4 separate regions of the Homo sapiens genome follow, and regions 1, 3 and 4 are each linked to region 2. The links are chromatin contacts, found by Hi-C or POLR2A ChIA-PET in ENCODE. All regions are on one chromosome and are shown on one strand. Each heading gives the region's core, a stretch centred on a gene start or an enhancer-like site at or near the end of the contact. The rest is flanking DNA. Distances are from core to core; before and after follow the strand shown. Region 1 holds the start of SNAP25 (synaptosome associated protein 25). Region 2 has its middle 330 kb from the start of LINC00687. Region 3 overlaps SLX4IP (SLX4 interacting protein). Region 4 overlaps SLX4IP (SLX4 interacting protein).

What was found. Hi-C counts contacts between places; a loop is a spot of excess contacts on that map. ChIA-PET counts read pairs that join two places held with the same protein, here RNA polymerase II (POLR2A). Pooled maps may share reads with other maps.
Region 1: a map with no recorded cell type shows a loop between it and region 2 (3-fold over the local background). The contact joins the promoter of SNAP25 here to the enhancer-like site in region 2. A Hi-C loop is called at or near these places in 1 of 37 single-sample maps with no recorded cell type and 2 of 50 pooled maps. POLR2A ChIA-PET finds 5 or more read pairs at or near these places in 1 of 52 experiments (activated CD4-positive, alpha-beta T cell).
Region 3: a loop to region 2 is called in a pooled map, with 3 times the contacts of the local background. The contact joins two enhancer-like sites. A Hi-C loop is called at or near these places in 39 of 168 maps with a recorded cell type or tissue (A673, GM23248, HCT116 and 26 more), 10 of 37 single-sample maps with no recorded cell type and 34 of 50 pooled maps.
Region 4: a map of PC-3 shows a loop between it and region 2 (9-fold over the local background). The contact joins two enhancer-like sites. A Hi-C loop is called at or near these places in 6 of 168 maps with a recorded cell type or tissue (GM23248, PC-3, endothelial cell of umbilical vein and 3 more) and 6 of 50 pooled maps.

Annotation. Positions count from the first base shown.
Region 1 is chr20:10,216,963-10,220,353 of GRCh38, forward strand. SNAP25 (synaptosome associated protein 25) reads left to right here and starts at 1,868. Exons shown (of 8, transcript NM_130811.4): 1 at 1,868-2,015. It overlaps SNAP25-AS1 (SNAP25 antisense RNA 1), which reads right to left and starts at 2,544. Exons shown (of 5, transcript NR_040710.1): 1 at 2,275-2,544.
Region 2 is chr20:11,541,816-11,545,255 of GRCh38, forward strand. No RefSeq gene overlaps it. Among named protein-coding and RNA genes, the nearest start is that of LINC00687, 330 kb to the right of the region's middle. Within about 2 kb of position 1,801, at least 4 of the 41 ENCODE cell types and tissues checked have a DNase peak (open chromatin) inside an H3K27ac peak, as active enhancers do.
Region 3 is chr20:10,451,796-10,455,441 of GRCh38, forward strand. The region is part of intron 1 of SLX4IP (SLX4 interacting protein); the gene reads left to right. Among named protein-coding and RNA genes, the nearest start is that of SLX4IP, 18 kb to the left of the region's middle. Within about 2 kb of position 1,581, at least 8 of the 41 ENCODE cell types and tissues checked have a DNase peak (open chromatin) inside an H3K27ac peak, as active enhancers do.
Region 4 is chr20:10,535,165-10,538,533 of GRCh38, forward strand. The region is part of intron 2 of SLX4IP (SLX4 interacting protein); the gene reads left to right. Among named protein-coding and RNA genes, the nearest start is that of SLX4IP, 100 kb to the left of the region's middle. Within about 2 kb of position 1,452, at least 6 of the 41 ENCODE cell types and tissues checked have a DNase peak (open chromatin) inside an H3K27ac peak, as active enhancers do.

The sequences.
Region 1 (3,391 bases), core at 618-3,117, 1.3 Mb before region 2:
GTATGGCAATCTTAAATGTTTAATGAATATTTAAGTAAACAAATTTCAGCAACATGCCTTTTTTAGGAATTTGGCTTTAATTAACATCCAAACACTGTTAATTATTATGGCAAAAACATCAATACGTCAAAAAAAAGCCTTCAGGCCAGGGAATCTTTAAGAAACAATTATGTCTACTAATTTCGATTAAAGGTATCCTTTATTAAATTCTTAACAACCCGTCTCTTTCTAAACGCAGCGCCTTCACAACTCTTCTTCCCTTCCCCCTACCCCGCTTCCCTCCCTCCGCAATGGAGCGCAATCAAAGGCCGTATTATTGCCTAAGCTTGGCTCTCAGGCCAGCTAGGGATGTGTGTGTGTGTGTGTGTGTGTGTGTGTGTGTGTGTGTGGTGGGGCGGGGGTGGGGGGCGAGGGTGCAAGGGGAGAGGTTGTACGCCGCTTTTCCGAACCCAGCTCTAAATGGTTTCTCCTAAGCGAGACAAGGATTTTCCATAGCCTAAAAGAGGCCATCAAGTTTTAACATTGCGAGGCACGACTTCTAATCGCATCCTTCCCGGAAAAGTACAAACAGTTCCTCAGACGAGGTCCCCCACCTCCCACGCGCTCCCCAGCCCTCCCTCCCTGCGGAGAGCCCCGCGACAGCCTCCCCAACACCTGTGAATCATCCGGGAGGCTGCCACCGCCGAGCGATCCGCGCACCACCCCCTTCCCGGGCCCGGGCACGGCCAGGGAGGACAGTTAGGGTTGTTGCTTTATAATTATCACTTTTAATCTCTAATACGACCAGCACAAGTAGCCTTTGTCTCCCCGCCCTGATTTGAGCATCCGAGGGCCCCCCGAGGCAGCCTGCACGGGTACCCCGGGGTTTGCGCACTGAGTGAACCCCCAGATTCGGCCGTGTCCCAGCCGTCCTTGCTCTGAATCCCCCACCTCCTCCCGGCCGTTTGGACGGTTCCCTCGGGGCGTCTGTGCCTCCGTGGGGTACCCCTAAGACACCCAGCATGAAACCCCAGCACCGACTGCAAATTCCACCGAAAGCAGAGTCATCCGTTTTTGCCCTCGGCAAACAACTCAACTTCAAGCCTCGAGTCCTTGCAAACCCACGCTGGCTGGGCTAACTCCGCTTCCCTTCTCCTTCCCCCGACTCCTGCAACAGCTCAGAGAGCCTGGCTCTGACGTAGTTCAAAATAACGTGCGCCAGCCTCGCTGCCCGGCTGACCACAGCAACGAGAGCCACAAGCCCTCGACGCTGCTTCGATAACATGAAGCAATCACTCATAAAAATAGCAACCCACGTAGCCTGGCCATATATGGAGCTGGCGAGGGTGGACGGGGATGCCCCTACGGACCCTCTTCGGAGAAAACAAATCGCCGCTGAAATTTCCCCCACCCCTCCCATCACTACCTTTTACCCCTCCTCTGCCTTCCCCTCTCCTTAGATGACTCAACCACAGATTCCACTGAAAGGGGGTGGGGGTGGGGGTGGGGGGGAATATATACACATACACACAAATTATACATATATTATACATGTATTATAAAATATACACACACATACATATATACATACACACACATATACACATATGTACACACACACGCACACACACCAAAGAACATCAGGAATGCAGTTGCGGGATGAACGCGTTTGCCCAAGACCGAGTGTTAAAATGGAGTCATAAGAGTCGCCCCGTGCGGGTGTTTATAGAAGGTGAAAACACGCAGGTTTGCAGGCCAGCGCACTGGGAACCGAGTCAAGCGCGCCGCAGCCCGGGCCCCGCCCCCGCCCCCGCCGTGCCCCGCCCCCACTTCCTCCCGCCCCTCGCTGGGCGGCTATTAAAAGCTGCTGACGTCAAAACGGACGGCCATCTTTGATGAGGGCAGAGCTCACGTTGCATTGAAGACGAAACCTCGGGGAGGTCAGGCGCTGTCTTTCCTTCCCTCCCTGCTCGGCGGCTCCACCACAGTTGCAACCTGCAGAGGCCCGGAGAACACAACCCTCCCGAGAAGCCCAGGTAAGAACCCCCCTCCCCAGGTCGTGGCTCTGGCTCGGGATGGCTGCATACCCAGAAGGGACAGCAGCTGGGCAGTCCGAGTGGGCTTGGGTAAATACAAGTATTGGTGCACTTAGGGTGCGGTATTCCGTGTGTGCACGTCTGGTGGGGGCTTTATAAAGTGTTTTCGAGGTGAGCTGCTGGGGAAAAGGGAAACGGGAGCCCTGCAAATGGAGCGACGGGGAGGAAGAGCGAGGGTACGTACCGAATAATAACTTACTCTTTTGAAACAGTAGTGGGACCCCCTCTTTCTTCCATTTTGCGATGCAGTTTTCAGAGATATTTAGGCTGTTGAGTTTTCCTCCCCTGTCGTTCTAACCCTATTATTATGACTGTTGTCGTTAGGGTGCTATTATCCAGGGAAGAATTAAGGGGGAGACAGGGTGTGGGTGCTGGGGAGGCGAAAGGAGAAAGGGGGAGTTCCCGCCCCGGGCAAGCTGAGCTGCTGCAGCGACAGCAGCCTCCATGCCCCGCGGACTTGATTTATGCCGCCTGCTCCACGTCAACTGCAGGCTGGCGGGAGGCGGGCGGGTCGTGCCGGGTGGGAGGGCTCTGCGGAGGGCTGGCGCGGGTGGGCTGGCTTCGGGGACTGCGGCGGCCCGCGCTCAGCACCCTGGATAGCAACACCGAGGGCTCGCGCGGGCGCCCTCGACCTTTCAGCACCGGGGACAGCGGTCCGGCCGCAGCGCCTCATCTGCCTGCGGCAGAAATGCCTGGCCGGGGCTGGATGTGCCAGGGCTGGAGACCAAATTGTCTCCCTGAGACCCCGGTCTTACGGAGACCCTTAATAGAGGAGTCATAGTAGCTTAAAAGAAAACAAGAAAGAAATAAATCTTCCTCACAGAGACTCCTTTGCAGACAATTTCCTGTTCCCCTCCTCACCTCCTGCATAGCTTCAACAAAATAGTCTACTTGTGGAAATCTTCTGTGTTGCCCTCTGACCCTTATTTTACGTAGAAAATAAATACATTTTTTAAAAAATATGGATTTATCCTCCAGCAGGGTATCAAGGTTTTTGTTTGGTTTTGTTTTTTAACACAGAGTAGATCTGTCTACAGATCTTGGGTGAGCATAAGTACTGTATATATGAAGAAGCCAATGCTATCTGTTTATAGGGATGATACATCTCTCTCTATGTTTCCATTTGATAAAAATGTGAGATTAGCTGAACTAAGCAGAATCAACTTTAAGAATGAATCACTCTTCCTTTTCCTTCTTCCCCCATCCTTGCAATCAGGCATGAATACAAGCATTCATCCACAAAAACACATATCTGAGAAATTTTACTGGTCCTGTACTGAATAGATTTAACCTCTTTGGCCACGGTTTCAGAGTTA
Region 2 (3,440 bases), core at 551-3,050:
CACCACGCCCGGCTAACTTTTGTATTTTTAGTAGAGACGAGGTTTCACCTTGTTAGCCAGGAAGGTCTTGATTTCCTGACCTCGTGATCCGCCTGCCTCGGCCTCCCAAAGTGCTGGGATAAAGGCAAATGTTTTAACCAAAAGGAGTAACTCTGTAAGGGTTCCATGTGAGACACTGTGGTATCTTGTAGGTGGAAAAAACTTTATGATATGAGAAGAATAAGCTGCGAATTCTTCTTCTTTTCACATTACCAAAGATACATGTTTTCTCTCTTATTTTAATAAGTCTTATTTTAATAATAAAATTGTAATTGCAAGCCACCTCTAAAGTCTATACATGTCTTATTAGTCATTTTATTTATTTATTTTTTTAATGCTCAAGGGGTTGTTTTGATACAGACACGTGGGATACCAGAATGCCTTTATTTTGCAGAAGAACAAACTGAGGCTGGAAACAGAACTATGCAAAATGATGACTTAAAACATGAATACTTACATGTTTATACGTGTCTTTTTAATAGAAAATAAATAGCCATTAAAATCTAGGGGAAAATTACAGAGAAATTCAGAAATAAATGAACCAGAACATCACCCCCAGGTATTTCTGCTATGGAGTTATCGATGAATTTTCTCCCAGTCATATTGTCTATGAATTTGTTTTAATTTGTGGTGTTTTGCATTCATACTATTTGCACAATTTTGTATCTTTATGTTTTTAATGTTAAGAACATAAACACATCAATTACTTGTTTTCACAACAAAGTATTTCCATGAATGAACATGCCTTTGTATGCTAGACAGTTTCCTGGATTTTTAACCTTTAGATGTTTTCTGGTGTCACATTAATATAATACTGTGTCCAAAATCTTTTTACCTTTTTTGCTTTAAAAAAAAACTAGTTAAATTAGTCAACCAATGTTCTGAAGAATATTGTTAGATTCAAACTTTTAAAGTATGTTTGGAAGTTAGTTTTAGATGAGTTGCTTCGAAAATATCTACGTTTTTACCTTGCTTTAGTTTTTTTCCTTATGTAAGCATATCTAGTTTACATTTTCACAAACAGATATTAGAGGTGTGTTGTTTTATTAACTGTTTAAAAGTCTGTCCAGTATATTCAATGAAGACATCAATCAGAATAAAATTACAAGCTAAAAATAATTCTGAAACCTTTCTTTATAAAATGGTTATCATGTGTGTCATCTATGTTGTTGTGTTTGTAAATACCTATGCTAAGTGGATGGGCATAGCTCACCCAATAACTGAAAAGATTTTTTGTGGGGACACAAGGACCCTTCTTTTAGGTACAGAAACTGCAACAAGCTATATAGTGGAGCTAAACTTAGGCGTACAGCAGCCTTTCCAAGAATTTGTGGCACAAAGCAGACAGGAATATTCTACACACACACACACACACACACACACACACACACACACACACACACACACATTCCGCTTCCTGTCTCTGACTTTCTAACTTGACCTTACTTACTTGCAAACTTGGAAATACAGGCATTCTCTCTCTCTCTCTCTCATAGAGTCATGATTCTCAAACATTAAAATAGCTTAAAAATTAACATACCTTAATGTCATCTTAAAGAGTGAGGAAATATTTAGCGATCCTGTGAACAATTTTTATTTTCTGTAAACTTCCCCAATCCTCACATTTACCTTCCTAGGTAACTATGTGCTTGACTTATATATTTTTTCTGCATTCTTTGTAGCCCTTTCTTTCCCCCCATGGACAACTGTGTGTCCCAGCATTACAATACATGTGTGGACAAAGAAGCTTTCTGTCCAGAGAGAAATTAAACATTCCAGTGGCTTTTCTCACCAAGTCCTGACACAGAGTGACCCTTGGCATCTCATTTGTGGGCGAGCGTTGAAGATGGTGGAGAGATAACCTGAAGCAAATCTCAGCCTGTTGTTCAGGCTGCCTTGGGCAGTCCAGAGAAGAACAACATTTAGAACATTTATGACCTGTAAAATTTATCCTCTAGAGTTGAGCCCACAATTTTTGGCCAATAATTATATGTGAGAGTAAAATATAAGGGACATATCTTGGAAGCAGTATTGCTGAGTACTTCAGAAATGAATGACTATTTTAATCAACCTACCTACATTTGGGCGATTATCCAAACTATTTGGCTTTTTACTCCTCTCCCCTTCCAAACTTACCCTCCTAAAAAATGTTTGAGAGTTAATAAAATGATGTATTTAGAGCTCTTAAGCCCTAGTTCACCTTGTTTTTTTTTTTCTTAGTTACCTTCGTGATTACTTCTAATTCTGCCCTGAGGTGCAAACTTGATTCCATTCAAAGGAAAAGGAAACCAAAACAAACAACAAATAAAAAGTAACTGAGGAGTGTCTCCAAAAACTACTACTGAAAACCTAGTTTACCTACAGTTCAAATATGATCCACTCTCGCCATCTGCTGGCTGTATTTTTGATTTTTTAAAAGGGAAGTACTGGCACAGACACATGGGCTAACGTTATTGTGTTTTGATGTGTTGTGAATATGTGTGGGGAAGCTGGGCACTAAACCGTCCAACATTCAAATTCAGTATGTTTTTGAGCACCTATATTTAGCTGAGTCTCCCTAGTTTATAATTTGGTGGAGGGTTTTATACGTAGAGAATCATCACAGTCAAGACGAAGTAGAGACTGGGACCAACGGCTGCATCCGTCAGGGAGAACTTCTGTCAAAGAATAACGCACAGACACTGGGTCTCAGAAAGTGGCTGTCTCTGAGGACTCAGCGTGTTTCTTCTCTTTGATGAAACTAATGATGACTCAACTCCATGGATCTAATTGTCTCCCTCTAGAATTACCTTTTCTGAGTGTTCAGGGCTCCTTGATGGTTTTGGGTTTGTTTGTTTGTTTGTTTGTTTGTTTTTTGAGATGAAGTTTTGTTCTTGTTGCCCAGGCTGGAGTGCAATGACGCGATCTCGGCTCACTGCAACCTCTGCCTCCCGGTTTCAAGTGATTCTCCTGCCTCAGCCTCCCGACTAGCTGGGATTACAGGCGCAAGCCACCATGCCTGGCTAACTTTTGTATTTTTAGTTAAGACTGGGTTTCACCACGTTGGCCAGGCTGGTCTCGAACTCCTAACCTCAGGAGATCTGCCCACTTTGGTCTCCTAAAGTGCTGGGATTACAGGCGTGAGCAACCGAGCCCAGCCTACCCAGTGGTTTTTTCTTTAGACGGAGTCTTGCTCTTGTCACCCAGGCCAGAGTGCCGTGGCACAATCTTGGCCCACTGCAACCTCCACCTCCCCAGTTCAAGCGATTCTCCTGCCTCAACCTCCCAAGGAGCTGGGATTACAGGCTCTCGCCACCACCCCTGGCTAATTTTTTTGTATTTTTTTAGTAGAGACGGGGTTTTACCATGTTCGCCAATATTCTCCTCCTCCAAAAGGCGTGCCTCAGCTGACCCATCGAGGT
Region 3 (3,646 bases), core at 331-2,830, 1.1 Mb before region 2:
GTCTCTACTAAAAATACAAAAAATTAGTTGGGCATAGTGACGGGCGCCTGTAATCCCAGCTACTTGGGAGGCTGAGGCAGGGGAATCGCTTGAATCCAGGAGGTGGAAGTTGCAGTGAGCCAAGATCGTGCCACTACACTCCAGCCCTGGTGACAGAGTGAGACACCGTCTCAAAAACATAAAATAAAATAAAATAGATTATTCAAATTAACTTTATCTGTTTCTGTTTACTTTTTTAAAAATGCAACTACTAGAAAACTTAAAATTACATTTGTGGCTTGCATTATATTTCTTTTGGAAGACCTGTTCTAAAAATTTCAACGGGCAAATAGTTCCATGCTCAAGGCTTGTGAATTATGGTGTCCTCCTCAACCCCTTTCCTCCATCCTTGTGAGCTCTCTTCATCTTGTTCTTCAGTTTGGGGCAGAGTTTAGTACTTAAGAATTGGATCCAGGCAGGGCGTGGTGGCTCCCACGTATAATCCCAGCACTTTGGGAGGCTGAGGCTGGTGGATTGCTTGAGCTCAGGAGATGAAGACCAGCGTGGGCAAGATGGTGAAGCTCCATCTCTATAAAAAATATAAAAATAGGCTGGGCGCAGTGGCTCATGCCTGTAATCCCAGCACTTTGGGAGGCCGAGGTGGGCGGATCACCTGAGGTCAGGAATTCAAGACCAGCCTGACCGATATGATGAAACTCTGTCTCTACTAAAAATACATAAATTAGCTGGGCGTGGTGGCATGCACCTGTAATCCCGGCTACTCGGGAAGCTGAGACAGGAGAATCGCTTGAACCCAGGAGACAGAGGTTGCAGTGAGCTGAGATCACGCTATTGCACTCCAGCCTGGGCAACAAGAGCGAAACTGTCTCAAAAAAAAAAAAAAAAATATATATATATATATGTAAATTAGCTGGGCTTGGTGGCATGAACCTATAATCTGAGCTACTTAGGAGGCTGAGGCAGGAGGATCGCTTCAGTCCAGGAAGTGGAGGTTGCTGTGAGCCTAGATTGAGCCACTGCACTTTAGTCTGGTTGACAAAGTGAGACTCTGTCTCAGAAAATAAATAAATAAATAAATAACGTAAAAAATTTTATTAAAAAAAAAGAATTGGATCCCGATCACTAAATTACCGTCTGTATTTTTGCTTTACTATAGCTATTGTGGTTGTTATTGTTTTTACTGGTCTGCTTTGTTTCTGAAACATTCCATCACCATTAGAGATCTTTTGCTCTGTTTAACCTCTATGCCCTCACCATATTTATACACACACATTCCCTATTTTTCTAATATCATCGTAAGCATAATATTGTTTAGGTCAGGATTCAATGTTTGCTATTATAACTATAAATGCTAGTCATAACTGAACTGTGTATTAAGCACTCTTTTTATTTACTGCAGTTTTTGTTTATCATGGAATCAGTCATTGCCTTGTTATTCTTCTGCTGTTTAGCTTTCCATGTACCTGTCCTAATTCAATCTCATATTCTCCACGAGTTGTCTAAAACTCATCCGTGTGTGTGTGTGTGTGTGTGTGTGTAGATCTTCCTGGACGTGCCTCTCCCCTGCGGCCTGCTCTGGTCTGCACCTGCGCTTCTCCTGTGGTCTACCCACAGCTCTCATGGAGGCCTCCTTTCACCAGATCCTCAGCTTTGCTCTGCCTTTCTCCTGTCTCACCCTTCCTGTTTCCTCTTTCTTGCTTAGTTTCCTCATTTTGGTGAAGCACATCTTTAGTAGCTTCCTGAGAAAAAATACATGAAACAGTTTTATAAGAGCTTGCATAAGAATTTTTTTTCTTCCCTGAAGTTTAAATCCAGTTTGAGGTTGGAAACAATTTTCTTCAGAATTTTGAAGATATTTCTCCATTTCTTTGGGCGGTTTGGAACCAATTCTGACTCCTGATCCTTTGTGTTCTCCACCTCCTACTACCCCCCAACGCACTTAAAAAAAATTTTTTTTTTATCCCCAATGCCTAAAATTTCACTGGGATAGATGCTGTAATATGGGTCAGTCTCCATACTAATTTTCATGTGTTTGACCTCCTATATTGGTCTTTTAATTTTAATTTATTGTCTCTTTTCATTTTTTTAATTTTTGCTGAAGTTTCTGAGAGATTTCATCAGCTTTATCTTTCAACCATTCTATTAAGTTTTTAAAATTCAACTATCATTGTTTTAGTTTGTTGTCTTCTGATAGTTCTCTTTTTTTGTTGCTGTCATTTTTTGCTTTATGGCTGTAGTATCTGCAATCTCCCTAATGATAATTCTTAAAAAATGTTTTCTTCTCCCTCCATACTTTGTTTCAGCCAAATAGGTTTTTTTCTGTATTTGGTTTTCTTTCATAATTTAATCTTGCCTTAGGTGGTAGGTGATTCCTGCTTGTTTACTTGTATTTGAGAGTGGGACATTAAAAGATGACTAGAATCTCTGCATATGGGTGTGGGGCTTATGGATGTGGACTTCACTTAAGAGCCATCTGTTTAGGCTGTTCCCCAAGGAACCCCTATGTCAGTATTTTTAGACAGTGTCTTTTAGGTTAGTCCAATTCTCTGAATAGGGAGGTTTCAGTCTGCAGTCTGGAGAGTATGGGCAGGGTAGAGAGGCATGCAGGCAGAGGAAGGTCTCTGTATTTGTATTCCCTAATGTCTCTTTGTTCAGAAGACTCCACCTTCTACTGTGCCTGGTGTTTTCCAGACTAGAGATCCTCTGTCTTACCCTCTTCAGAAAATACTCCAGGTTTCTGCCAGGGTGAGAAAAAGCAGTTGCCTGGCTGAGCACAGTAAAGGGGAATATTTACCTTTTTATTGCCAAATAATATTCTATTGTATGATATATCACATTTTATTTATCTGTTCATTAGTTGATGGACATTTGGGTTGTTTCCATTTTTTGACTATTATTAGTAGTGCTTCTGTGAGCATTCCTGTATAATTTTTTTGTATGGAGTTATTATTTTTTTTCTTGGATATATCCTTAGGAATGGAAATGCTGGGTCATGTGGCAACTCTTTAAATTTTGAAATGCTATCAAACTATTGTGCAAAGTGGCTACATTTTACATGCCTACCATCAATGTATGAGAGTTCCAGTTTATTCACATCCTTGCCAACATCTGTTATTATTTGTCATTTTGATTTTAGCTATTTATCTTAATGGGTATAAAGTAATATCTCATTGTGGTTTTGATTTGCATTTGATGGCTAATGATGTTAAGCATCTTTTCATGTGCTTATTGGTCATTTGTATATCTTCTTTGAAGGAATGTCTATTCAAATTCTTTGCTTATTTTTAAATTATTTGTCCTCTTATTGAGTTGAGTTCTTTATATATTCTGGACATGAGTCCTTCATCAGATGTATGATTTGCAGATTTTTTTTCTATTCTGTGTATTATCTTTTTACTTTCTTGGTTTGAAGTATAAAAGTTTTTAATTTTGATAAAATCTAATTTACTAATTGTGTTTGTCACTTCTGTTTTGGTATCATATCTAAGAAACTGTTGCCTAATGAAAGGTCACAAAAATTTATGCCTTTGTTTTTTCCTAAGATTTTTATAGTTTTAGCTCTTATATTTAGGTCTATGATCCATTTTGATTTAACTTTTTGTATATAGTGTGATGTAGCAGTCTAACTTTATTATTTGGCATATGG
Region 4 (3,369 bases), core at 202-2,701, 1.0 Mb before region 2:
GTGATGGCTTGGCCTGGAGGCATGGAAGGGGTTAGAAGTGATGAATTGCAAATGGCTGCTGAGGAAGGGAAGTGTTGAGGTCTCAGAATTGGATAAGTCCTAGTGCCACTGGCTGAGTCAAAACAGGAGGAGGGAGCAGGTTTGGAAAGAACGTGCAGGTTTTGTTTGTTTTTTTGAGGCAGAGTCTTGCTCTGTTGCCCAAGCTGGAGTGTAGTGGTGTGATTTTGGCTCACTGAAACCTCCGCCTCCTGGGTTCAAGCAGTTCTCCTGCCTCAGCCTTCCAAGTAGCTGGGATTACAGGTGCGTGCCACCATGCCCAGCTAATTTTTGTATTTTTAGTAGAGATGGGGTTTCGCCGTGTTGGCCAGGCTGATCTCGAACTCCTGAGCTCAGGTGATCCACCTCCTCGGCCTCCCAAAGTACTGGGATTACAGGCATGAGCTACTGCGCCCGGCCCAAGAACATGTAGTTTTGTCTAGGGTAAGAGTCAAGGTATGAACTTAAGAGGTTTCATCCTTAGTCTCATGAATTCCCAAACCAGGAGAGAATAATGGAACTACCTGTGTTGCATGCACATTCATGCTCCATCCTCACCCCTTCACCCAGGTGTTCACTACTCACATATGCCTGAATTTTATTAACTAAAAACAAGTTCTTTCCTTCACTAGAGATGAATGTGTTTAAAAAGCAAATATTGAGTAAATTTGCATAGCAGATCAAATGCTTTCAAAGGGGTAAGGATTTTGGAGAATGCTTTGTTTTGAGAAAGCCTGAAGACCCTGAGCTAGAGACACACTGTTTAGAAAGATGAGCCTGGAAACACTAGTGAGGGAGAAAAGCAGAAATGAGCGCCGGAGACTCCACCAAGGGAGTCCGAAAAGTCAGGGCACTGTGGGTGAACTTGAACCTGAATGTAGAATGGCTCTTACGGTATCTATAATTTGCAAACTTCTTATATACTATTTACATAATAGTTCTCCACTTAGAGATCTTTAACACACCTTCTTGTTTTTTGGAATGTGACAAGTTTTATAGCTAGTATGGACAGGAGAGAGGATAACTTTAAAATGTGGTGAATAGGGCTGGGCGCTGATGGCCTATGCCTGTAATGGCAGCATTTTGGGAGGCTGAGGCAGGAGGATCGCTTGAGCCCAGGAATTTGAGGACAGCCTGAACAACACAGCAAGACCTTGTCTCTTTAAAAAAAAAAAAAAGGATTAAATAAATATGGTGAGTTGGTTGCAGTGAGCAGTGCTTCTGTATCATCAATTAGAAATATTGCAACGGTTTGATCTCTCAGTCGCCTGTTAGTTCATCCAAGGAAAAGGAAAGGCAGAGAGCCTTGTTTCTTTGCATGTGTGACACTCAGAAGCCAGCAGTTCTGCAGGCAGTTTCCTAAGGTCTGGCTCCCTTGGCAAACGTTACCTTGGCTGCAGGTAACTTTATTCTTTGTGAATAATGCCAGCCTGGCCACCGTTGCCCTCTTCTGGTAAGGGGCTAATGCTACAAACGTACTGAGTTTTACAAGGAAGGAAAACTCAAGCTCGATTTTCACTTTGGTCAACTGTGCTATGCCAGCTGGCATAAATCCCTACAATGAAATGAATGTTTGGTTTAAAATGTTGTAATGTATACTCAGACCATGGAACCATGTGAGGGTCTAATCTTATTTACAGTTTTGGCTTTGAGGACTACCTTGGGTATCCATATCATTTCCCACAGTTGGGCCACTTTCTGTTTGGCAAAAAAGATTTCTTTCAGCCTTTTCTCTGCCTGTGAAACCCTGTCTGGCTGCTTCATTAGCTAACACATGTGTGAATTTGCATCATTGATAATGGCAGCAAATGCAAGGAATATGGTTTTAATCAAATTTTAGTATCTAATATCTCTGAAGCTTAGGGCATAGAACATTAGAGGCCTGGGATAAACAATTCATATTCAATAGCAGCATTTTAGCATTTCTTGGTGACATATTTACACAATTTATAATTTAGAGATGAGTTTATGTTACATGGTAAAACTTGAGAATATGCTGAAATAACGCACTGTGTTGGGAGGGGGCAATGAAAATATGGGGCTACTATGGCAGTTTATGCAGGAACTACTTTAAGGGCAGTCCTTGTTGCCCTACCCAGTGCTTAATTTTTTGTGACCAATCTTTGGTTGGCACCTCTCTTTCCCTCCCCAACTGGGAAGAAGGTAAATACTCCAGTCAACTAAGTGGGCTTTGTGTTTAATGGAACCCGTAATGAATACTTACAAAGGAAACACTGTTTCGTGAGGCATGTACTTCCTTACTATAACTCTTTTTAAAATTTAGATTCTTAAGTAATCCATTAGGTTGCAGTTTGGCCCGAAGAGTATCACAGATAAAAGCTAGCTACCATACTCGTTTGGATTATTAGGATCTAAAGACATGATGTTGATCTTTTTATGCTGGATCAGTTTGATATTTACAGTTCAGTTGATTCATGTAATTTTTCTAGGAATTGAATAGCAACAAGAAATACATCTAATATCATGATCTCCTTATGACATTAATAATACATGAGAAGAATCTTTAAGTTTTACCCTTATGCAAATGCCCCATGCAAATTACCCAAAATAAAAATGGTTAGGTAACAAGGTCTCTCAAGAGAAAGGACAACATGATCATTTAGATTTTGACAAAAGTAATGAGATAGCCTATTTTTTAGATGTTGTCTGTTCACAATTCCTGAATTTATTTTTTAATTCCTTTCTCCCTGCCTCCATCCCTTCTTTCATTGATTTAGGCCCTGTTAAAAGCTAACAGTGATATAAGAATGCTTTATAGAGCTGGGGTAGTTTGTCAGCTGGCCAGGTGATGAATCATGGAATAGAATTCTTTCTGTGACCAAATTAAACCCTAATCCCATGAAGAAAGCAGTCATTGACAACTTCTGGCAAGGTAAAGACTAAGAGGACCCTTTCTTTGTTGTTCCGGGCAGCTGGGAGGATGAGCAGCATCCACACTCTTTGGCTGAGCATTTTGTAGTACCTCTTTGACCCAGGGCCATTTGTACCTCTTTTTCTTCCTCCTCTTGGCCTTTGATCCCTACAAATTCTCCAGGGCTAAGTCAGCTGGCTCCATGCAGAAGGTTTTAGACAAGGTTTCTCTACTTTGGCACTAATGACATTATAGACCAGATGATGCCTTGCGGTGGGAGCTGGCCTGTGCAGTATAGGGTGTTCAGCAGTATTCCTGGAGTCTACCCATTAGATGCCAGCTGTGACAGTCCTAAATGTTTCCAGACATTGTACACAGGGAGGAAGGGAGCAAAATCACCTCTTGATTAAGAATCTAAAATTACAGTTCTAGATTCTTATTGATAAAGCCCTTCATCTTTT